3 separate regions of the Mus musculus genome follow, and regions 1 and 3 are each linked to region 2. A link is a loop called in an ENCODE intact Hi-C map of the cell type or tissue named here. Cell type or tissue: heart. All regions are shown on one strand.

Region 1 (8,000 bases), 110 kb before region 2:
GCTGCCCCCCTACACCTATCCCCCTGCTACAGGTTGGCGCCCCAGGCTTCGGGTGCTCAGGCGCCAACTAAAGCCAGCTTTGTCCAGACCCGGAAAGAAAATCGGGTCTTGAAAAGGCAAAGGGCCGGCCCGAGTCTCTGAATTAAAAAAGTTTGCTTTGCTGTTCAACTTTACAATTTGGGCCCTGGGTTGTCTGCCGGTCCTGTTGGTTTCAGGCTCAGGTAGGGCCAGCCGAAAATAGTTGAATCATCGGTCCAAGAGAAGATGGTGAGAAGGACAAACACAGCTACTTTGGCCGGATGAGTATTTAATCTTGCCCCAGGCCCCAGGCAGTTTGGTTTTATTTTGTGTTTTCCCCCCTCTGCCTAAGACCAACAACTCACACAGCAACTTCTCCCACCCTAGCAGAAGACAGATCCTGAAACACAGTAGAAGAAAGGTACTGCTCTGCACAGGATAGCTCAGCCATCTAAGCTATTCTTTCATAAGTGTTTCTAAATGTGGCCTTGAGTGGGGGACAGGGAACTATACTAGAGGAGGAAGAAAAGCTACGCAGCTGGCAATTTCTGCTCACAAATTGTGTGGTTGGGTCCAGAATGGGCAGCTATGGCAGGGTTCGGCCTGTCTCCACACCAAGCCCCCTCCCCTTTTTCCCTGAAGGATAATTTCTCATCCCAAATCCAGAGGATAAGAAAGCCTTTAAGTCCTTGCCTGAGCTCCAACCTGAGGGTCTCATCTGCCAAAGGCCATGCTGGGCTACCCAATGTTCTCAATTTTGAATCCCTTCTTCAGGAACCTTGCTCATTAATTCATTTCGTTGTTTCCTAGCCTCAGTGTACCCTCTTCCTTTTAAAACAGGCAATCAAATAATGGAACAGAGCGGCTGAAGTGTGTCACTAAGGGTTAGCTCTATATTCCATCGAATCTTTGTCAGGCCAAGACTAGAGCTACTAAACAAAATTCTGGAGACTAGCTCTCCACATTCACGTGACTGGAATATTCTCTTTTCCAATTCCTCTCTTTGCTTCCCTCACTTATGGGTGAGAAAGACGGAAGGAGAGAGCTTTGAACTATACCAATGGTTTCAGAGACCCCCACATGCCGGCCCTTTTGAGCTTAGACACACCAGACACACTCCCAGCAACCCAGACTCTTCCCCCAGAGAAAAGCACCCTTGACATCAGTCTTCCTAAATCGAATAATTTCTCCCTTATCCACTGTCAGGAAGATAAAATAACAAGAGATTCCCAAATCGAAAGTTGCCATAAGTCATTCCAATAACTGTACAGACCCTTACTGAAATCCTGACAACAGATAAATTGGGTGACGGGATGGCAGAATAGAGGACACATATTAGCTATCTTCGGTTCCTTCCTGGATTGCCCACACAGCAGACCGAGTGGACCTGCCCTTGCTCCCAAAGAGAGAAAGTCGTGGATGGATGAAATAAATCTCCTTTTAATTTTCTTTTCATCGACTAATAAAAATAATTCCCCAGCACTAAACCCAAATTCCGTAACGGGCCGCAAGAACACGGAGAATTCATGAAACTCTGTCTCTGCAGGTCTCTGGCTAATCGAGTTATTATTAGCCTCGGGAGCGTGGAAACTGAACTGTCACTGCTGAAAGAGAAAATGTAAGCGACAGCTGTCCCTCTTCGGGCTTTGGCTAGCTTTCAGGCCAGGATCCTCAAGCTCCCGAGCCTACTGCTGCTCCCATTCCTGTGTGGGCGGCTGCCTGACTCTTCCCCCCCACCCCCAAGCCGTGTAGGACAAGGAGTCTAGTCCTGGATCCTAGCTGGTCCGCAGGGACACCTTCTGCAGGGCCTTAGAAATCTGGGCTGAAAATACTAGTTGTTGAAAATATTCTGAAGCCGCTAAACCGAGTTATGAGTGTAGTGTTTGTGAGCGTGCTTACAGGATTTTGACAACAGCTGTTCCCCCGGGCTGTTTTGCACTGTTGAAATCTTGGCACTAAATACAAAATGTGAAGCTGTTTTCTCCCTCTTAGGGTTCTGTTAAAATACACACATTGACATCCGCCTTGAGTTTTAAGTGTTTTGTGCATATTAATTATGTACAATATGGAGAGATCTAAGAAAATTAGTTGAAACGTGCACCCACCCAAATACTGAGATGTGGGCACGGATTAAAGACCTGGGTCTCAGGATACAGTGTCTATCTACTATGTCCCCAGTGAAATAGAAATAATTATACTCCACCATCTAAAACTTAGTTGAGAGAGAAACTAAAAGAGAAAACCGGAACATTTCCCATGGCTGCCTTATAGGCTTCGTCTGGCAGCACTCGGGGGCTCTCAGAAGCACGGAAGCAAGTCTCAGATCCACTGGGCTCTTTCTCCAGTGTCTTTGACTGAGCTCTTTCAAACCCAGGGACCCGCAGCCCTCAGTCTCTGACACAAGAGAAGGGGGATGGACGCAAGTAGGCCTTGAAATTGGCGATTAAAATGCAAGGCTCGGGCCAGGCCCCCAAATTGGTTCCGGCGAATTTAGGGAGGCTCAAGGTATTTATGCCAAGAAAAAGGAACCCCCGTCGGAGTGAGGCAGGGAGTCAGCAGGCAGGGCCTCCCTCCACTCGCGGGGATACCGGCTGGTGTTCCTTCTCCACCCGCCTCCCGTCGTCCGATCCGACACACTCACCCGGGTGGGGCTCCAGGCCGTGTGTCGCCGGGTCGTCTGTGTCTCCGAGTGGGCCTGCGGGACTCAGCGCCTCCATGGACAAGTCCAGCCCCTTCTCCTCCCAGTCTCGCAGTTTCCGCTTTTTATTTGAGCCGATCAAGGCTTCAACGGAGAAGGCATGTGCTCGGGAGCTCAGGGCGACTGCAGATCTTCTCCGTTCACTCATTTTAGCCGCCCGCACCCGGGTCTCCTCTAGCCCGCGCTACTGAGCTGGCAGCCCCGCGGCCGCACGCTCCGAGCGCCCGCCGACCCGGCCCTGGAGAGGCGGCGGCGCCGCGGCCGAAACTGGGGCGGCGGCTCCGCGGGTGATCTGCGCCCTCCCTCCGTGTCCTCCCCCGCCCTCGACCGCCGGATCAGACCGGTGCCCCCAGCTGCCCCAGCCTCTAGGAACTAGCGCGGGGAACGCCGCCCGCCCGTTGCATGGAGCACTGAGTCCAGCTCCCCACCCACCCGGGCAGGCGCTCACAAACTCTGCTGACTGAACTTCATCTTTTCTTTTTTTTTTTTCTTTTCTTTCTTTCTTTTTTTTTTTTTTTTTTAAATTCACTCCCTCTTCCTTTTTCTCCTCCCTCTCCCCCTTCCCCACTCGTTCTTCCCGTCCTTCCCTGATCCAAACTTCTGGGAAACTTTTCCCCCCTGAATTCCTCCCTTCCCGAGGAACAGGGGGTAGGCAGTGAGCTCCTGTCCGAGGGGTGAGGGAAAAGGGAGGGGGAGCAGAAAAAGGCAGAGGGGAGGAAAGCCAGCCCCCAGCCAATGGCAAGAAAGGAACAAGAGAAAGCCCGAGAGCTCGGGCCAATGGGGAGAAGGGAGAGACTGAGGCTCGGGCCAAGGCTGTGCGCTGGCCATCCCCAGGATGCTTCTCTGCCAACTTTAACCCCTGGCTTCCCGGCACCCGACTTGTTTCTCTGTAGGAGGAGGGCAGTCGGGACAGCTCAAAGTCAAAATCTGATCTTCGCCCTTATAGACTCTACAAGTCCAAATACGAATCCATACAGTTTCCTTCCAAACTCTCAGGATCTAATAGAGCTAGCTATCATACTCAGTTCAGATGCAGATCTGGGAAGCTGATGCTGTGACAAAATGCTAACCTGTCCCTCTCCTCAAAAAAAAAAAAAAAAAAAAAAAAAAAAAGGCAGAAGATATTTCTGATCATATCACCCATGCCCCCAGGGGCTTTGAGATCTGCCCAAATTTCTCTACGCAGGTTTCTACTGTGTTCCAGATCAATGACTTTCTAAGCGGGTCCGGTTAAGGCAAAACGAAACAACAACAACAAAAAATTTTCCTGCTGCCATTCGGCCTTATAACTGAACATTTCAGGACTTCACGCTCCTTGTTCTACCTGATGGAGGGAGGAGACAGACACGCTGAGAGTTAAGAGACCTGCATGGGCCGCTTAGCTTGCCTCGGGGTCTGCAAACTTACCCTGCTAGACTGGGCCCCTGCACCACACAAATAGTAACTTTCATAGCGCAGCAGACTCTGAGCTGCGCTTCGCCTATCCCGGGCTCTTATTCCAAAGAACCCACAGCGGGTGCCGGGGTTGGGGGTGGGGGGGAGATAGATAAGACTTCTGATAGCTGGGAAGGAACTTTTTCAAAATTTCTTCAAATCCCCTCATCTCCAGAACTTGGCTCTCATCTCTTACTAATGATCTCCCTTTGCTCCCACGCCTCACTTTTAAAGCTTTCAGGACCGTTCATTCACCACAGATAACCTAGGAACTTAAAACAACATCCCCCACCATTTTTGTTATCCAACCGCTCACCAAGTTATTTATCCTCATGGATAAATGGCATAAGGCCTCAGATCGCAGACTTATACGGAGGCCAAAAAGAGAACGGAGGGAAGGAAGAAAGAGGGAAAGAAAGAATAAAAAATCTCCTATTTCAGAGCAGAGGCCTAAAAGCCTCATTTCCCCATTCCAAAGTTCCTGGTCAAAATAATTCTATCCTGAGGCTATGAAGCTGGGAAAGGAGGAAAACTTAGCACCAACCGGGAGGCCCAGCAATAAGTCTAGCCAGGCGCTAAGCAAGGTCTGAGTAATTAAGTTAGATGGAGTACAGAGCCTATGAGCGGCTCCAAAGAACTAGCTGCTGAGGGAAGGAGGAAAGGGACATTGTGCCACCTCTGAAAGGCCACATTTCCCTGCCTGACCCAAGAACCAAGGAAATTTAGTTCCTGCCATTATCATTAAGAGCCCTCTGCTGCTGGAAGCAACAACCATGGATTGAATGTTCACTGGCCTTTTAAGAGGTAGGACTAACTTTTATTTTTTTAAATTTCCCTCAAATCATGCTCTAGCCTAGACAAGAGAAAGCTGGTGGCAGGGCAAACATAAAAAGAGCCTTCCTTGATGGGTATGTTGCTGTCAGTCCTGGGTTCCAGGGCCTTCCTGGAGCTTTCTATGACTTGAAAGTCCCCAGGCAGGAAGAATAAGAAAGCCAGGGGCATCTGCGGTTGTCCCGGCAGATTCAGGGAATACATGAGTGTCAGGGTGCCCTTACCAACCATCATTTCTTGTTGGAGCTGTGGCTGGATACTGAGTTCCTACAAAAAGTCTTGGAGACAAGACACTTTGGAGCCCTACAAATCTCTTCTCCTCCAGCAGCTCATGCCTGACTCTTTCTTCTGGTTTCATAGGGACTCTCAGAACCCTGTGGCTACGAGCCAACAGTTCACCAGGATGAGGAAGAAAGCTGTGGGTCACCTTCTAGACTTTTCCATTTATTCCCTCCATCCCATTGTCTTTTTTAAAAGCCACTTTTTTTTTTCCTATTTTCTGAAAGGCCAGGTTTGGACTGAGAAATGGATGTGTCATATGGGACAGACACCCTCTGTGGGCTCACATCAGTCCTGCCCCGCCCTGCCCACTACTTTGGTCCAGAAAGAGGCCTTGGACTGATGGCTCAGCCTTTAGGGTGCTTGCCACCTTCAGGCCCAGCAACCTGCATTTGATCCCTGGAACCCACAGGACGAAAGAGGAGCACCAATTTCTGCAAAGTTCTCCTCTGGCCTCTGCATGTATGCTACATGCATGTACATGCAGGAGCACAAGTGTGTGTGAGCACACACACACACACACACACACACACGGGAAGGAGAAAACTCACAGAAATATAATTAAAAACGTTTAGAGAGTTCTTTTAATCAGGCACCAACCCAAGCATTAGACCGACAGCATGAGCCCACCCATATGGCTGGCCACAGACAAAATGTCCCAGAGAAAAGGAAGCAGCAACAGTGCCTTCAAGGTAAGCATCAACACCAACCCTACCCACACCGCCCCACCCCTGCTCCAAGCTTATGTCCAGCAGGGTCCTCCACTCTGAAATCAGTTCATGTCTTCTTCAAGTCACACCCACCCTGACCCATATTCAGGTAGAGTCACAAATTAAGCCACAAAAACCAACCCTGTGAAAGTGAAGACAAACAGATTTGGAAACAATGAGAAAATTGAAGTTTCCCCAAAGTGGGAGGGGCTATAAATGTGCCCCCCCCATCGGAGTTCATCTAACCTACCCCTCTAAGGGTATGTACTCCTTAGTGTATAAATTTGTGTCCCTGGGAGAGGTGCAGGGGAAATAGAAGAAGATGGTTTGGTATATTTGGCTTGGTTACACAGGATACAGTCAAGAGAATGGAGAGAGGATGATGGGTTAACCAAAATGTGGACATGGCTGTGTGCATGATTTTTTTTTCCTTCTATTGATCACTCAGAGGTCTTCATAAATTATCCTGTTACCATCGTTTCTTTCTCTTTTAGCTTGTAGGGAAAAGAGTGGGGCTCCCAGCTTGAGACTGATGTCTAGGCATTCTCAGGGCTTCCCAGCTACAGGCTCCACCTTGTGACCTGAGCTGATTCTACAGGCTATGGATCTGCCGCGGGTCTATTTCAGGCCTGAAACTGACAGAAAAAAAACCCTAGCCGGAACTAGCCCAGCTCCTGCTTGAATGCAAGAAGGAAGGGAGTGTGTTAAAGCCAGAGACGATTCCCCAGGAGTCGCTGGACACCAGCAGAAACCTATGTGGAAATGAGATCTAGGCATAGCCTGTACAGGGGGTGGGGGAGATGTTAGGAAAGAAAGGGATAACACAAAGACTGCCCTCCTCCAACTGGCCCTGCCCAGTCAGCAAAATTTCAAAGGTAAAAACAGATTTCCTAGCATCAGGACAAGAATAAAGAAAAACCAGGCATCCCAGAAATGGAACCCCCACCCACATTCTCGGAGCACATTTTCTTTCCCTCCTGCACACTAAATACCACCTTAAATCGCTCTCTGCTAATGCCTCCGTGCGGAGGTGACCCACCAGCCGGCTTTGATTTCGGATAATTTTGAGTTAGTAATTGAAAACAAAGTTAGGAATAGCTGGCCAGCAGGACGAGTTAGGCTGCCCCTAAACACGTGGGAAGGACACTCTGTGCGGGCAGGGAGATTGTAATGAACTTGGCCATCAGGGGAGGTGTAAAATATTATGAGGCGACTACGGGGTGGGAAAAAATCATGGCGACTCCAAGGTGAGGTGTGTGCCTGGTGATCGGGCCTACTTCGGACCCCAAACTGTGTGACCTTAGGCAAGTCGATTAACAGGCTAGGACCTCAGTTTCCCTTCGCCATACCGCGAAGATCTAAGTAATTTGCAGCTAAGAATAAGCAAGTTATTTTGGGGACGGGGGACAGAAGACTGGCAGACCTAAGGTTTTATTCTGGTAGCTATCAAATCGTCTGGGAAACTGGAGCCAGTGTTTACCTCTTTCACTTCTGCTTTCAGACTGGCATTCCAAAGTAAAAGAAGCAAGGGGTGTGACAAGCGAGTGGCCTGGAGCCCTAGGCTGCAGCGGGAGGAAGAAGAGTAATTTAGGACAAGTATTGACCAAAGTAGCACTTTTCTTTTCTCTTGTAGCGCGCACCTCCAGTCTCCTAGGCTGGCTTTGGTTACCGACAGCTAAGACACTGCCGTGAGTCCTTGGCTATCCAACGCTCCCTCCCTGCCCCGCCCCTGCCCCAACACAGATTTTTTAAAAATAAAAGTCAGTGGGAGCAAAGGTTCTTTAATGATGTTTTTTTGTTTTCGCGAAATAAAAATCGTCTATTTTTATTTTAACCCAGCAGCGTGCCCACCTCTCGGTCCTTCCAGATGTTTGCAATAAAATCGCAGGTTTTGCCTTTGGGACTTGAAATAAAATTTAACGGCCTTCACCCCGTAATTATTCTCTTAGCTCGCCCTTCATAAATTTATCTGCTTTCTATCGGCGTTGGGGCAAGAGGCGAGTGAAGGGGGAAAAGCCCCGATTTTATAT
Region 2 (8,000 bases):
TAGTACTTTCAATGGTAAAAACCATTTCAATAGAGTAAGCCATGTTGGAGAACACACAGCAATGAATCATGGGATCCTGTATCATCGATTCAGGATGAAACCATATGACTGCTGCAAAACCTGGCAAAATCAGAATTTGGCTTATATCTAAGGCAACAGCACTGCACAGATGCTAAGTTTAATTTGTAATAATTTTGAGCATGTAGGACAAAGCATAGTGCAGGCTAGACAGGGATTTCTTGAACTAATTCTGAAACTCTGGAAATCTTAAGTTATTTTAAAAGTTTTATCACGCAATCAGAAATTTAAGACAGTGGTTCTCTCTTCCTTTTGAAACACATTTCCTCCACCGAATGCAGTGGTTCTCAGCCTTCTTAATGTTGCGACCCTTAGTACCCCTCATGTTGTGGTGACTCTCAAGCAAAAAATTATGTTCATTGTTACTTCCTAAGTGTAATTTTGCTACTATTATAAAATCATAGCCGGGCGTGGTGGCGTACGCCTTTCATCCTAGCACTTGGGAGGCAGAGGCAGGCAGATTTCTGAGTTCGAGGCCAGCCTGGTTTACAAAGTGAGTTCCAGGACAGCCAGGGCTACACAGAGAAACCCTGTCTCGAAAAACCAAAAAAAAAAAAAAATCATAATGTAAATATATGATATGAAGATGGTCTTAGGTGACTCCTGTGAAAGGATTGCTTGAGTCGCACAGGGGTCATGATCCACAGGTTGAGAATCGCTGATCTAATGGCTCCGTTTTGACCATCAGCAGGAGAAAGAATAGGGCAGTGTTGGCCAAATCTAGGTTGCAGAGGGCTAAAAATGAAATGAAGACTTTCTATGTGTGAGCTGAAGGATTATAAATAGTCTTGGGAAATCTTCTAACCAAGAATATGTCACTGTTTCCCAAATACAGCCATGAATGAGTGCTTAAAGGAGGACAGATGCTGTGTTTAGTCAATGATGACAGGCTTCAATGTACCTAAAACCATCAGTCTTTAAACATCATGTCAGATTTCCATTTCTCTGACTTCGTGATTACGCTCCTCTCATCAGATTTCAACAGTCTTCCGTCAAGCAACACCTGACAAAATAAACCATTGCTGCACAAATTGTAGACATCCACATTGAATATGTAGGATGTGCTTGTATTCATATCTTCTTCCCTTATACCTCTCTCTAACATACTAAAGATTAAACCCAGGACCTCTCCCATACCTGGCCAGCACTAGTCACACCTCTAGGCCTTTTCTTGCTATTTTGAATTTGAGTTTACATGTAGCCTTGAGGAGTAAATACATTTCACTTCTTACTAATGCCACACTTCTTAACCAAGATGCTGTTAAAAAGATTTTTTGCAGAGCATTAAAACAACTTAAGGTTCACAATACATTCAGTCAGTCAGTTTCCAACAAAAACCCACCGTGGCTCATCCGTGTCTGCTCCCACCTCAGGGGGCAAGTGCACAGCCTAAATCAATAACCAAGTAACCTAACCATCCCCTGGTTTCATAAAACCACCTATATGATAAATACGCATGTCTTTCTATTATAATATGCTTTTACAAAATAATGTTTTGTTTTTTACAAAGGTTATGAGATGTCATAAAAATGTCCAGTGCATCTGGTTTGAGAATCCAATTCTTTCTTCACATATTTCTGCATCTGCTCACAAAATCCCTTTGACTTCAAAGGACGCTTTTCAATAGAAAAAGAAGACACACACAGGAAGAGTGGCCATAAATTTTTAGGAGTCCTTTTCCAAGGCCACTTTAATAATGGCCATAGAGGACAGGTATCTCTTTCAGAAACTTAAAATGCCCAAACAGCATCAGTGACTATAGGTTTGTAGGAAGATTTATGCTTTTAAATTTTCCTGGTTATAAAAGTGATATATCTGCAATTTGAAACACACAAAAACAAAGGCTTAAAGCACGCTTCAATTACTTTTAATCCACTATTTAGGATGAACAAAGCCCATCAAAAATGGTTGTTTTCCTTCCAGTCTTTCTTCCTATGAGTAAACACTTCTGTGCAAACACTGCTGCCATCATATTCTGAACACAGTGTTTAATCTTTTCCATCAGTCTTTCAGGAGAACTTCATCAGTGCTTTGGTACCTGCATCATCATGTGTACTGAGCAAGCATCCTGCCACTTAGCTATCCTCTCACTTTTTATTTTGAGACAAAGAATTTCACTTAATCACCCAGGCTGGTTTTAAACTTGTGACCCCCTCCCCTCCTCCTCTGCCACCAGAATAGCTGGGATTCCAGGCCTCTGCCACCAGACTGGGCTTGCCTTAATCTTTCATGCTATCATTTTTAACTGATATGCATTATAACACTGCAGAAACTAACTTTAACATTTAATTCTTTATATTTAAAGTGAAATCAAGGGTTTAAAAACAGTAATCTGTCCTAGATATTCTTGGTTGTATACACATTAATATGCCTATCAGATTCCAAAAAATGAAATTCCCAAACCTCAAGAAAAACAACATTTGATGATTAAAGCCGGAATCAATTCTTAACTAACACTGTTTCTTAAAATGTAAAGTAACATTTGAATAGTTGTTTGCTGAATTTCTAGTATTGTGTCTTTTATTCGTAAAGAATCTTGTGAAGTTTACATTAAAGAAAAAAAAAGTAAGTTCAGAGAATGAGTAACTTGTGGGATGATTCAAAATATAATATTACATGCTAGTTTCATCTACTCTTGCTGGCTATGTTTTACCTTCATAGTCATGAACCCATAAGCTTTCCAGTCTTGGAAGTACATCAACATGCCAATCACTCCAATTCTCCCTCTATTCCATCTGCCCAGAGGATTACAACTGGTTCTGTAACACAGCTAGCAAATGTTAGAAAAAGCCAGGAACTTTTAGGACCAGGCCAGAAAGCTTTCCAATAATACATCAGTTACAACATGACACCCTCATGTCATATCTGTGCATTAATGGCTATGAATATGCAATGTGTAAAAATTACTTCATCACAGAAGTTCAAGTTTCCTTCCCGCTCTCAGACAAGACTTCCGAGATCATCTATGTCAAACTGATATATTCTGGGATGTTTTGTGCTTGTCAGAACAAAGCAAATTCCCCAACACCTTTTGGCTCTGAGGATAAAATGCAAATGTGGCGGGGCTCGACATAATATATCATGCTCATCAGCTCAGTCGTGGTAATCGCAGTGCTGCCAGGCAAGCAACACTATGAAGTACCTCGGCAGCTTGTTGCTGTTGGTTACAGGGCCTGGTAGATGCAGGCGCCTAAGGATCACCGAGCACCGATTCTTGCTCGCGTTCCACACGCTAGCTACTGCACTAACCTAAACAACCCAATTCTAAGAAAACTTTTCTGATTTCTCCGCTGCACCCCGGGAAGTTGTAAGGGGGAGGAGGCTAAAAACGTAACAGAACGGTGCGCAAGAGAACGATCGATCGCAGAGCAACTAAGTTTCTGATAACGTCACACTCTTTCAGGAGATGGCTTCCTGCGTTGCCAGGCAACACTGGCCACGCGGCCCGGCGGCGTGTGCTTTCCAGCAGCAGCACCTCCTGCGGTCACATGTGTGCAACGTCGCTGTGGTCTGAGTTGGGGACAGTCATAGGCTAGTGGACCTCGGAGAGAAAGTGTGGAGGGCTCTTTACAGGAAGCAGGAAGGGAGAAATAAGTGGCGGAAGGGAAGGGGAGCGGGAAGGCGCTCGCAGGATCGGAGACCTAAAGCAGAAGACCGGCTCGGGTTACCTGGGGAGCCAGAGTTGCTGCGGGTCCTTTGTGAAGTGCCCGGATGAAGCGCCAGCACTCACGGGCCTTCCGCACAGAGAACAGCGCCATCTTGAGAAGGGCGGGGCCGCCGGCCCGGAATGACGTCTGCGGGCGAGCCGAGTTGTGCTTACTACGCATGCGCCTGTCCTCTGGGCTGCCGCTGGCCAAAGTAGCTCAGTACCGATGTTTCCTAAGTTTGCAGCGCAGGTGCGCCTTGGAATAGGTGGCCCTAGGCTTTAGTGTTTTCCCGACCATCTTCTCCTTTGTGCCAGCTTCCTTGAGGGAGACTCAAGAAATGAGTTGTTGCTCTTTAGACGTGGAAGTAAAGGAAATCACCCACCCTAAACGAAGGCTAAAAACAGACCCACGGCTCCTGGAATCCTAGCACCTTCGGATTTCCTTGGAGACCAAAGGTGGAAAAAAATAGGTAATTTCTCACCCTGCAGTTCCGAAGAAAAGCAGTCAATGATTCTGGCAAAGCCATGTCTCACCACCTGCTCTCTAATACAAAACTACATGACTTGCTATCCTGTGTTCATTGATACTGAACCTTAGACCAATAAACGTCAGCTCTCACAGTTTTGAAGTTGAACTGGGTTTATTTCATTTTCCCTCCATTGACTTATTTCTTACAGGAAAAAGTCATGTAGTTTTTTGTTTGTTTGTTTGTTTTTTAATCAAGCTTCCAGATGCAGCTTTCCATTCGTGTCTCTTAAGAATGAAGCCTGCTTCTCTTAGAGGACCATAAATGACTTTTTGAGACCTACATGCTGGTCATCGGGTCTGCAACTTTACTCTAGTGCCCTGAGTGAAACACTGATGGATATGTGTGTACCTTGCCTTCCGGAAGTGTGGGGTCTCATGGGTTCAGAGAATGAATTATGCATACTGACGAGGTGATATAGAAGCAAGTACCAAGTTCAGAGTGGACAATGCTTAGAGCTGCAGTGCTCCGCGGAGGTTCAGTAACAATGACACCAGTGATGCTTGATGGAAGATGTTTTGTGTAAAGATGATGACTTCTCTCAGTGAACTGAAAACTCTCAGATTAAAAATCAGTAAAAAATATAAAGAGCAGATTTGACACAATCCCATTGCATTGGTTATATTAGTCTAAGAAACACATACTGGAAATTATCAAAGATTCATAGGCAGTAAGCTGTATTTGAGATGCCTGTACTCCCGAGGAGTTGAAATCTAAAGTAAGATAAAACTCCAGTCATACAATAAAATCTTAGAAGCATGCAATTGTTCCAGAGTAACTGGAAGTGAGCAGGGAAGGAATTACAGGTATGAGGTGGAGAAAGCTGAAGAAGCCATGGTTCCGCCCTCAGCAGAACATAACAATATGATTTTGTTGTTAAAATTTGAGGCACATGTATTTCCAGGTGCAATGCACTTTGACTACATACCCGAGTATAGAGCCAACGGGACACTTGAGCTACAAAACATGGTAATAGACTCCAAAAACTGAATAAACTAGATTGAATTTAGAATAAAAAGTGGCCGAGTAATGGAAATAAAGTGGCCAGGAATTAATAGAAAACCCAAGACACATGGTGTAGCAGAAGCCCAGGACAAAGCCAGTCAAGAGAAGATATAGACAATGGTTACTGTAACATGGGGTTTTATAAATGCCTTAGGTGTCTAGTCTTCAGATAGAAAGCAAAGTATTACTATTTGCATAGCTATATAATTAATTAGATTATAACCCCAGGAGTTAACATTAGACTTCTAATGTTCTTAGCTATCCAGATTGCAGAATAAAAAACCCTGGCATCAAGCCAGTGATGCCAGTGCATTTTCAGAGTCTTCTGCCCAGGTGCCTATCTAGTACTGGTAACATTTTAATGGGGGGGGGGGATATCTCCAGGACACGTTCTCAGTAAAGACACTTTATCAATACTCGCCTTCAATACCATAATGTTTGAATAAATCATTTGCTGTTGTGACTCATTATTAGGAAAACATCTCTTACATTATTATGAAAATATCCCTTACATACTTTTGCTGGCCCTCACAGATAAGTTAATAATACCCCTTGAAGTCAATAAAGATTGCTATGCTTCTGTGTACTGAGCCTGTTTAATCTGCCTTTAAGAGAGCAAGGGACAGAGGAAATGATATAATTCCAAAAAATAAAAAAGAGAACAATGTAATAACCAACCTTATTTGCCTCGTATTTCCCAGGCAATCAACCTTTATAACTGGAGCTAATGCTTTGCTATAATATTAAGATACATACCCTTCCATGCCTCTGACCTACAGAGCAAAGCATATATGTCTCTGTACGTTATATGGTAGTCATTTGTTTAAAGCAACAAATCGGTTGAACGAAACCTCACAACAAATCCACCACAAATGCTGGAAGCAGCATGTAGCTATTGCTTGATGGATTTTGTTTCTAGCTGGGTCACTTGGAATCAGTAAAGTCCCATCCTTTGTAAAATTTTGTTAAAGATTCTGTTAAAGTATCCATATTTTCCCCATGAGATGCTTTTCTGTTTCAATAAATACAGAGCAAAAGCCTTTTGCTAGGGACACACAGACACAGGGATAGATTCTCATGACATCATTCACATGTGCACAGATTCAAACTTATACAACAGACAGATTACAAAAACGAGGCAACAGAAAAATCTGGATTCAGTCTTGGTAAAAGATTTACTTTTTGTTAATGCATCATCAATGCATTTACAGTACTTTGAGGTTATTATTTGTAGACTGTAAGATGTTGTTAGAGTTTATTTTTTTCTGCACCATAGTGGTAACTTTGTAACTCAAGGTGTCACTCAGCTGAGTTGTTGCACAGACAAAGACTATACAGTATTTATTATACTACCAAAAGTCATGAATCTTAACATTTCTCCAATCACTTAGGAAAGAATCTTACACAGAGCAAATATATGTTTTAAGTCTAAATTTTATTTTATCAAGTTATATGACTTAAGGTTTAAAAAAAGATAGGGATTCTTTTAACAGGCAGAAGCAACAACTGAAAGTAAAAAAAAAAAAAACACAAAGCCTACTAGAGCCAGTTCTATTTAGTTTTGTACTTTGTTTTTATAACAACATTTTAATATTGGAACAAGAATGACCAAAAATCTGTCACCTTCTAAACCACCTTCTAAAAGGAGCAGTGTACAGGGACTGCTTAGTTTAACAAATATCTTTATTAATAATGACGGTGAATCTTTAAAAAGTCGTATAATTTACTTTAAACGTGTTTCCATATAAAATACTTTTAAAATACTTTAAAAAGTTAAGTTTAAAAACTAAACTTGATCATACAGAAAATTTCTCCAAGTTGTTTAAGTGACATACTGTGTTTAATGACAACATTTTACTTCTGGGATTCTTTAAGTAAGATGAAGCATTTTCTTAAAATGAGAAATAAATTAATTACTAGAGCAATCCTCAGACATCCTTGAAATATTAAACTTTTGTATTCTTATACTCGTAGCACGTACCATGTGTGTCTATGTGTGTTCATGCTTAGGAGTTTGAACCCTTGTTTAAAATTTGATTTCTCATCAACACTTTTATTTTATAGTAAGTTCTGGTAATTTTGCTCTCTTCCTAACATTCCCAGAAAATCCTCTCTTGCAAGAAACAACAGATTAAAACCAGACAGGCAGTTGAGGAGCTGTTTCTATTGCAACCATGTGTGTCAGAAGGGAGGATTGGGTTTCCTTGTCCGAGAACATCAAGGGAACCCCACCTCAGCAGACACACCTCTACTCCCCAGTAATGGAGAGTTTATACCTACTTAGATTTAAATGGGATAAGGGAAGAGTTTAAACCCATTCTTAGCTCTAGTATAATCAGCCCCCAAGTCTCAAAGTATCCAGTTCTGTTTCTTTAATTTAATTCTAAGTGTCAGGTTAACATTAGGTGCTGATCAAGGTAATGGAGAGTCAGCCTACACATTTATCCACTTAGAGAAGAATTCTGCAGACTGTAAAAATTAGATGGCAATTGTATTCAAAACTTACTTTAAGCATAAGCCACTCATCCCAACCCTTCGTGCATATCGAGTGTGCTTTCTTTCAATACGGAGGAGGCGACTCCATAACAGAAAGAAAAGGGATAATTATGGGAGTACAGCAACAGCTCTCTGACCATGACTTCTTACCCTGGACCGATTATATAAACAAAAGTCAAAGGGATTGGTGGGGTCCTACTCCTGCATGAGATAACCACCATGCCCATGAAAGTGAGTGCGAAGCTGGT
Region 3 (8,000 bases), 100 kb before region 2:
AAAAACTATGAGCCTTTAAAATGGCTGGGATTTGCTTTTATAACCTGGTCAGCCTTTTAGAGTAGGCACACATATGTAGGTATCTGTGGAGAGGCATCAATGCCACCATGAGCCTGCTGCTGAGGAAAGGGTGGGCTAAAACCATCCCTTCACTAAGAGCACCCCATGAGGCTTTGCTTTCTAGCTCACAGTCAAATACCCAGGGCATCCAGGAGTGAGGAAGATTGTCTATCCCTAACGGGGTACTTTTTTACTCAGTTCACATTCTTCCCAAAGTCTTCATATGGACAACTGACTGGTCCAGACAGGTGAAGACACTCTCCAAAAGGAAAATGAATTCATGCTCCTCACTCTCAATGGTGTCTGCCACACCAATTGATTAGGGAGATGGATGACTCTTGGAAGCAAGGGTTAGTGGCACTGGAGTGGGCCAGAACTATGCTGCTGTCTGTCCTTGGATACTCCCAGCTTCTTCACTATTGGAAAGTTTGTACCCAACCCAGATAACAAGAAAAGGCAATGCTATGCATAGACCACAGGGGCTTCCAGGACAGAAAGGATAAGAAGTGTGTATTCCTACAGCTTGCTTCTCTTTCCACCCACTCTTCTCTTTCTCTCTCTCTCTCTCTCTCTCTCTCTCTCTCTCTCTCTCTCTCTCTCTCCCTCTCTCCCTCTCTCCCTCTCTCCCTCTCTCCCTCTCCCCCCTCCTCTCTCTCTCTTCTTTCCGGCCTGAACCACTTGTAAAGAACTAATGTTTATTGAGCCTTTTGGATCCTGTGCTAAGTGCTTAACATGGACCAACTCACTCCACCCACTTCGACTTCTATGAGCCAAGAACTGGTATTACCAGCCACATTTTACACTCGGAGAAACTGTGAGGTAAAAAGGAGTTATGTAACTTGGCAAGGATATCACAGCTTTTAGTGCAGGTAACCTTGCTTCAGAGCCAGAATTCTTAACCCCTCTTAACCCCATATACCCCCTAGCCTCTCTTCCTGTATGTTTACTGAAGCAAATTGCATATCTAGGTTCTCCCTGCCTTCAAGAAACCCAAGCGAAGTGGCTAGATATTGGGAAGCACCAATAGAACTGTCTTATATGGGATGAAGAATGCCAGCCCAGTTATAAATACACATTGGAGTCTGTCCCAGTTTCAGCATGAAATCTACTTTAACATGGAGCAAAGAGGTAGGAGCTCACTTCCCATCTTTTCCCGATGGGAGGTGCAGCCAGGTAGAGAGGGTATCCTTGTGCAGGTACCAGTGGTTGCTTGCAGGAAGGTAATCCAAAGCACTCCTCTCAGGCTGGGCGCATCCAGTAAAGATCATGCTTGAAAAGCTTGCTTTTGGCCTCTTGGGCTCCAGGCAACTCAGTTACTAGGGCCTGGGCTTGAGCAAACTTTCATTCCCATAACAATAACTCTTTAGTGTCCCAACATCAGAGCTACCTATTCCCTGCCTTTCACCCACCCCACTAATTAGCAACTTTTGGAGATTCCATATACACTTGCTGCTGAGACATGTGATTAGAAAGCAACAGAAACTCTTCCCAGTGTCTACTTCAGCTTGAAGAACATGTCCATCTCAGAAGTGTGGAGGGCTGTACCTAATACCCAGAAAACAGGGTATGCTGTCAGAGGGGGTTAGTTCTTGAAGACAGATCTGCTCATCTAGCTTGGGAGAGGGGCTATGTTTGAAACTTTATGGTCACTAGAGAGCTGCTACTGACCTTAGATAGACCTTCAGTGCTACCAGGCTTTCCCCTTGTTCCCTGATCCTGGTCCTGATACACATGTAGGGTTGAATTGGAAAGCCATGGTCCAAACACCATGATAAACCATGCCTACAACCTAAATCCAATTAATATATTCAAATGAAGAACAAATCTTTTGGCCCTTCTAAGTATCAATCACTTATACTTGAGTATCCAAAGCCTCAGAAATCAGATTTGGTATCAGAGGAAGGAGAGAGAGAGAGAGAGAGAGAGAGAGAGAGACAGAGACAGAGACACAGAGACAGAGAGACAGAGAGACAGAGACAGAGAGACAGAGAGACAGAAAGAGACAGGAGAGGGAGAGAAAAAGTGAGAGGGAGAGGAAGGAGGGAGGGATTGAGAAAAGGGTGGGGCAGGGTGGGGTGGGTTGGAAAGACAGAGGTTTGATTGCCCAAGGGATTCTGGTAAAGTCAGCTCATCCTGGGTAAACCATTTGGGCAGGAGCATCCTCCAGGATGCTGTAGTCTCTCCTGGTCTCTGGGCTGTGATACTTCAATAGTTGATCATTTGGCTACATTACTGCATCCAAGAATTTCTGGCCTTTATCAGTTCCAGAGCCTACTCCTCCCTCCACCTCTAGCCTCCAGCAAGGGTGGGAAAACAGTGAGTGAAATGAAGCTAAGACCCTGGAACAGCCTGGCCTCTGTCACAACCAGCTTTGATTGGATCCAGAGGAGAGAAAAGAGGGCAGAATGGAAGAAGAGTCCCCTTCTCCCATTTTAGGTTTCTTGGTAGAATGTTGGCAACCTCACTTGTTGGGCCATATTTTTTTTCCTCCTTTTGATTTGCAAATCCTGTTTCATTGGAGAACCAGTTTTGTTCAGTGTGATTAAAACATCCCATCTTGTCAAGGAGAAGCTATGCCGTCCCAGGGTTGAGCCCATGCTCAATACCACAGGGTATTGCAGACCATTGACCCTGTGGTGTCCTTATCTGTTCTCCATAGGTCTCCTCATCTCTTCAGTTGTGTTGTTTCACATACCCCACCTCTGCACCTTACTGCCTGGAACTTTTGTTTGCCCCCTTTCATCAAATTTGCCTGCATTTTTTTTTGTTTGTTTGTTTGCTTGCTTGTTTTTTGAGACAGGGTTTCTCTGTGTAGCCCTGGCTGTCCTGGAACTCAGGCTGTAGACCAGGCTGGCCTTGAACTCAGAAATTCACCTGCCTCTGCCTCCCAAGTGCTGGGACTAAAGGTGTGCGCCACCATGATTTGCCTGCATTTTAATGCGTCACTGAATCATGCCAAGCCCAACTCCTACATACTCCTGGAACAAGAAAAAAAAAAAATGTGTCCTGGGAGGATGCCCTTGGGCTCCAGAGGACACTAAAACCCCCAACTTTGCTTTGCTAACTGTCCCCAGTGTCGTGATCTGTCTGGGTATAACAGCATGAGTAAGCAGGGTCATCATTAGCCTCCTCAAAGGCCACCTGAAGAAGGTGAACATCGGGTTTTTAGGACTGAAGAAGGTTTGAGAAAAATTAAAAGCTAGGGAGCCTTAAAAGAACACGAGAATTTAATAGGGGAACAAAAGGAAAAGAAGAAAGAAACGGTAACAACGTAAAAGATAAAAGAGGCCTACAACCCCAGCTCAACATAAAATATATATCTTTAACCTCCACCTATTTTTTTCCAAGAAGCTTCGCACAATACCAATTTGGGGTAAATCTGTCCAGAGAGAGCAGGAATCCTGCAGGAGACTTGGAGAAAAGCCCCAAATGTCAGAATGTCAGCTATAGCAAAGCAGCCCCAAAGCCCGAGTGAAGTGCTCTATGGAGGGTTCCTAACACTGAAAGCCTGTTGCGCCTGTGAGTCAACTGAAGGACCAGTAGGATGGACCTCTTGCTCTTCTTCCCCAAGCATTGATGTAAGGCATCCAGGGAAAGAAAGAGACAGCTATGGTGGGGGTCTGGGAAGAAAGACAGAAGCCTGCGGGTCCCTGGGAAATGGGAGCCAGGAAGCCGACCCTGGGAGCGGGGAGTTCTGCCATTTCGGCCTAGTAGAAAAATGAGAGACCCTGAGCTGCGCCTGGTTGGTGCTGGAGGGAAGCCAGTGGTGTTTGCTGTTTTATATGTCCGCCCCTCCCTATCTGTAATCCAATTTTGGGTTGTTAAGCAAAGTGTAGAGAAAGCTTTCACATCGGCCTAACATTTGGCAGCGATGGAATTGGATGAGAACTGGCTGACAGCGGCCCACTATATCCCCTAGCCCTCCCCTCCTGGAAAAGTGCTTTTATTTCTGGGCGTCTCCTCAGTTTCCAGTTGATCTCGGGAACTGGAGCCCCAACTTTTTTCCAGTTGATCTCGGGAACTGGAGCCCCAACTTTAGCCCTTCCTCAAGTTCCCCCGCTCGACCCCTCCGAATTTAATAGTCAGAGGCAAATAAAGCCTGGGGGTGAATCACATCAACTGGTCCTCCTAAAGAAGAGACTCAAAAGACATTGGCGAGGAGAAATGAGCGCCAGGCAACCCCGGGTGAACACAGGATCCTGGTGCCCTGAACTCACTACCCGGCCAGGGCCTGAAAGCTGGTCTCAGTCCTGCATTCACGGGATTATTTTTCCCTAGTCCAGTCAAAAAAAAAAAAAAAAAAAAAAAAAAAAAAAAAAAAAAAACAGAAAACAGAAAAAATTTAAAGAACTATAAATTGCTACTTTGAGGGATCAAAGTGTCTGTTTCTGGTACTTAAGTGAGATTCGCCGGGGTGGTGGTGGGGAGGTGGTCATGAATGCCCAACATCAAAGTATTGTGTATAGCGAGTTTGGACTATAGTATTTAAATTCTCTATCTTTCTAACTTCGTGGGCTGAGTAGTAGAGAAGCTATTTGCCGCACTGGTTCTGAACACAAAATCTCCCCAACTCCTTGCTTTCGCCCCTAGGCTCAGAGCCCCAGGGCCCCTGCACTTCCCCAGGAGGCTGAGGGCTCAGGGGGCGTGGTGAGGGAGAGGAAGAGGGGTGGCTGATCCCAGACTGTGGAATTAAACAAATACTCCAATACTTAGCCGACCTCCCTCCCCCGAGGTCGTCGCGTCCGGGCAGATTTAGCTGTCAGAGATTCCCGTTAGCTTTCCGAGGCACTGCCAGCTGCTTCGCCCAAGGGACTGGGGAGAAACAGGTTAGGATTCTCGCTATTCGGACCACCCGGGTCAGTTCCGTGCGGAGATTAACTGGACTCTCGCTGGTTGTTTTGTTTCTTTGTGAACCCGCAGTGTGAGCTACTGACTACACGGACTGATGGATGAGGCCAGACTTCCCTGGGACCCCGGGACACTTTCTTCCATCCCCAATCCCCCGTCGCGGATAGTGCTGAGCTAGGTAGCAGGGTTGCCCGAGCTGTGCTCCGGGGAGCTCAGCCACTTCTCAAGACAATCAAATTTGGACGACCGAATAAGCTGGCTGCAAATTGATCTGAGAACCCGGGAGAAGTTGCTCACCTCTCGATTTTGCTACGGGAAATTATCTGGGGACGGAGGACAAAAGGCACAGAGGCGTGCTCTTTCTTGCGCACACTTTCGGCCGACCTGCCTCCGAGCAAGGCGCGCTCTAGGACTGCTACACCCCACGCTCCTAGCAACTTTAGGGACCAAGCGGCAGAGCTAGACCTTGTTTCAGCTAGAGCGCTGCATCTCCGGGAGCGATCTCCGGATCTCCGGCTCAGTGAGCTGGACCTGGCTCCGGAGTCGGCCGCTTCTTACGATTTACATTTTAGAGTTTTGTTTTGCTTTGTTCGGTATTTTCCTCAACTCTTACTAAGATAGGGTAGATTAAAACAATCGAAAGTGCTCCTTATCTTCGTGCCCAGGATCCCACAACCTCTCAACCGCCCACTAGGTCTTTCCTCAGACCAGAGAGATTTGTCATCCCTTTGGGTGGGAGGGAACAATATGTTATTATTCTCGTTTCTCAATAAGGAAAACAGAGTCTCTATAATTTTGTGGACTGGCCCCAAGTTTCTGATTTGCAAAGTTAGGACTTTCATCTGTGTCACCTAAATATTCTTGCCTTCCCACTCCAGTGGTGTATCCACCCGCCGCTCTGATCCCTTCTCCCACCCATCACTGGAGGTCAGCGACCCCTGGCAGCCCAGCAGCGGGGTGCTGGCAGGTAAACACCACCCTCACTATGCCGGGCATCTCACCTCAGCCAGGCAGGTGCAGAGGTGGTGGGCCAGGCAGCCGCAGGTCCTCCGGCCGGCCGAGGGGCAGGAGTAGGCTGGGTGCCTGCCTCCTTCTGCTGCCCTGTGGCTGGGGGGCGGGGGGGGGGGGACGGGGCCGGAGAAACCGCCGTCAGCGGGTCCCGGCCCCGCCTCCTGAACACTACGTCCAGGAAAACTCCGGAACTTTCCATTGTCTTTGGAGCTTCACTAAACAAATTGTCCCCACAGATATAGGGCTGCTGAGAAGAGATGGTGGAAGCAAACCTTTTTGCTCAACACTGTGAGGATTATGATTGGAACCCTCTGATGTGCTGGCACACAGAGTGTCTCAGTACCTACTGACATGAGGTCAGTAAGTTGGATCCATGTCAAGGATCCCATGTCAAGGACTCAGGAGGAAGGAGGAGGATGTCTGGACTGGGGGACCAAAAGGTGCAAAAGGTCGTAGTTTATGGCAGGCGTCCTAGGCTAATGTATCTGCCAGGGAAGACCCTTGGCCAGGCAACAGATCCCAAGCCCCAGGTTTCCCAGCTAGGTTTCAATTGTCACAGATGCTTACCCCTAAGCCAGCTACCACCACTTATTGGTCTGCACAACACACACACACACACACACACACACACACACACACACACACACACACACACATCTGTAAATCTTCTGTGTCTCACTCTTCTTAGAACAGGACTTCCACCAAGCCAGCCCACTCTTAGAGTTACTTTAGGACTCGCTGAAGCTCTGTTCTCATCACACCTCGGGTGAGAAACCTTCCTTCTAGATCAAGTGAGAGTGCAGACCGATTCTCTGGGGCCACCGAGTCAGGGATAACCTCCCACAAGTCTGATGACTGAGCGCACATTCCTCATTTATAAATTGGGACGGGCAGGGCAGTCCATTGATTCCCAGAACCTGTCAACTGCGGGCTTGAGGGTCATTCCGAGACTGTGCGGCCTGCGGTACTTATCTTCCTTTGAGCCCTGCCACCTGCACACCGCGCAGACACAGAGCTTTTCCTGTTTGCCGGTTCTGGTCCGTGATTAACGACCCCAGATAGTGTAAGGAATTCGACTTCTCAAGCTCAGCATTTTCAATTTCTTAATTTGTCCCCAGGTAACCGTTAGCAATCGGGGTGGGGGAGCTGTAGATCACACTGGGCGGGCCAGGTAGAGTGAGCAGCTGATTCAACACTGTTGAGTTGGGATTTGGTTTCGTGGGTTTTTTTTTTTTTTTTTTTTTTTTTTTGGCTGTTGTGAAAAGTAGCCCCGGAGGTTCCTGCCGCTGTGCTAGAGCTTTGGGTTGTCACCGCTCTCCTTCATTATAAATAGCAAAACAGGAACAGGTCCTGATGCTCCTCTGGGCCTTAGCCTCTGATGTGGGTGGGGCAGGTGCAGGAGAAAGCCCAGGGGCAGAGATTTCCAGCTCCTTGACTCATTAGGAGAGTTTCCGTGGATCAAGCATGTTTCCAGAGAGGGGCTTCTGGAATACATTGTCCTGAGAGCTCCCTGCAATGAAGTAGAAGTGAGCCCATGTTCACTTGAAGGGTTGACTAGAGACTATCACAGCTTGGCAATCTGGTAATCCTTTGGGTTGGGAAGGGAGAGACCTCTGCACCCTTCTACCTCCCTTCCACCCAACTGGGTCCTGACCACTACCCCCTTCTCATTGGATGAAGACAAATAGTCCTTTGTAAGTTCTAGGGTCAGGGAGTCTGGAGCATTCTAGACTGATCCACTGGCTACAACCTTTCCCTTTGCACTTCTGCCTTCAAGAATATTTCTCTGGGCCCTGGCCCCTTATAGAAAGAAGGCTTCCTTCTAGAGTCATTGGATTTCCCAAATGCTAGGAAGGACAGAGGAGAGAGGGAAGGCAGGCATAGATGTTTTTCTGTCTTCTGGGCTGCAGTAGACAGATTCTGCTTCAAGGAGCAGACCTTGATGTGTTTCTTCCTTCCCATTGCACCTTCCAGAAATAGTCTCGGAGAGATGGGAAGACCTTCTCTGTTTCCCCCAAGGTTGCAGCAGGTCTGGTAGAGAACCAGACAATAGTCTTTCACCTTCCTGGAGGGTAGTGGTG

What was found. A loop is a pair of places that touch in the nucleus more often than their neighbours do. Peaks named below come from ENCODE experiments on the same cell type or tissue, not always from the same donor. Only the 100,000 strongest peaks of a DNase experiment are listed, where the experiment ranks them.
Region 1: a loop joins it to region 2, with 2.3 times the contacts of the local background. A loop is called at or near these places in 4 of 42 quality-filtered maps.
Region 3: it touches region 2 in a loop (2.2-fold over the local background); 4 of 42 quality-filtered maps call a loop at or near these places.

Annotation. Positions count from the first base shown.
Region 1 is chr3:99,248,745-99,256,744 of GRCm38, reverse strand. Tbx15 (T-box 15) reads right to left here and starts at 2,985. Exons shown (of 8, transcript NM_009323.2): 1 at 2,660-2,985. The coding sequence starts at 2,864. In heart, no CTCF peak of the experiment used is centred here; no DNase peak of the experiment used is centred here; H3K4me3 peaks cover 1,556 bases; H3K27ac peaks cover 656 bases; H3K27me3 peaks cover 6,760 bases.
Region 2 is chr3:99,136,935-99,144,934 of GRCm38, reverse strand. It overlaps Wars2 (tryptophanyl tRNA synthetase 2 (mitochondrial)), which reads right to left and starts at 3,845. Exons shown (of 6, transcript NM_027462.4): 1 at 3,747-3,845. The coding sequence starts at 3,836. In heart, a CTCF peak has its summit at 3,593; DNase peaks (open chromatin) are centred at 3,584 and 3,834; H3K4me3 peaks cover 1,609 bases; H3K27ac peaks cover 1,362 bases.
Region 3 is chr3:99,238,356-99,246,355 of GRCm38, reverse strand. Gm38468 (a long non-coding RNA gene) reads right to left here. Exons shown (of 3, transcript XR_375892.3): 3 at 7,139-7,429. Gm46817 (a long non-coding RNA gene) reads left to right here and starts at 4,776. Exons shown (of 2, transcript XR_001783934.2): 1 at 4,776-4,886; 2 at 4,981-5,701. It also overlaps a transcript of Tbx15 not described here. In heart, no CTCF peak of the experiment used is centred here; no DNase peak of the experiment used is centred here; H3K4me3 peaks cover 1,145 bases; H3K27me3 peaks cover 7,450 bases.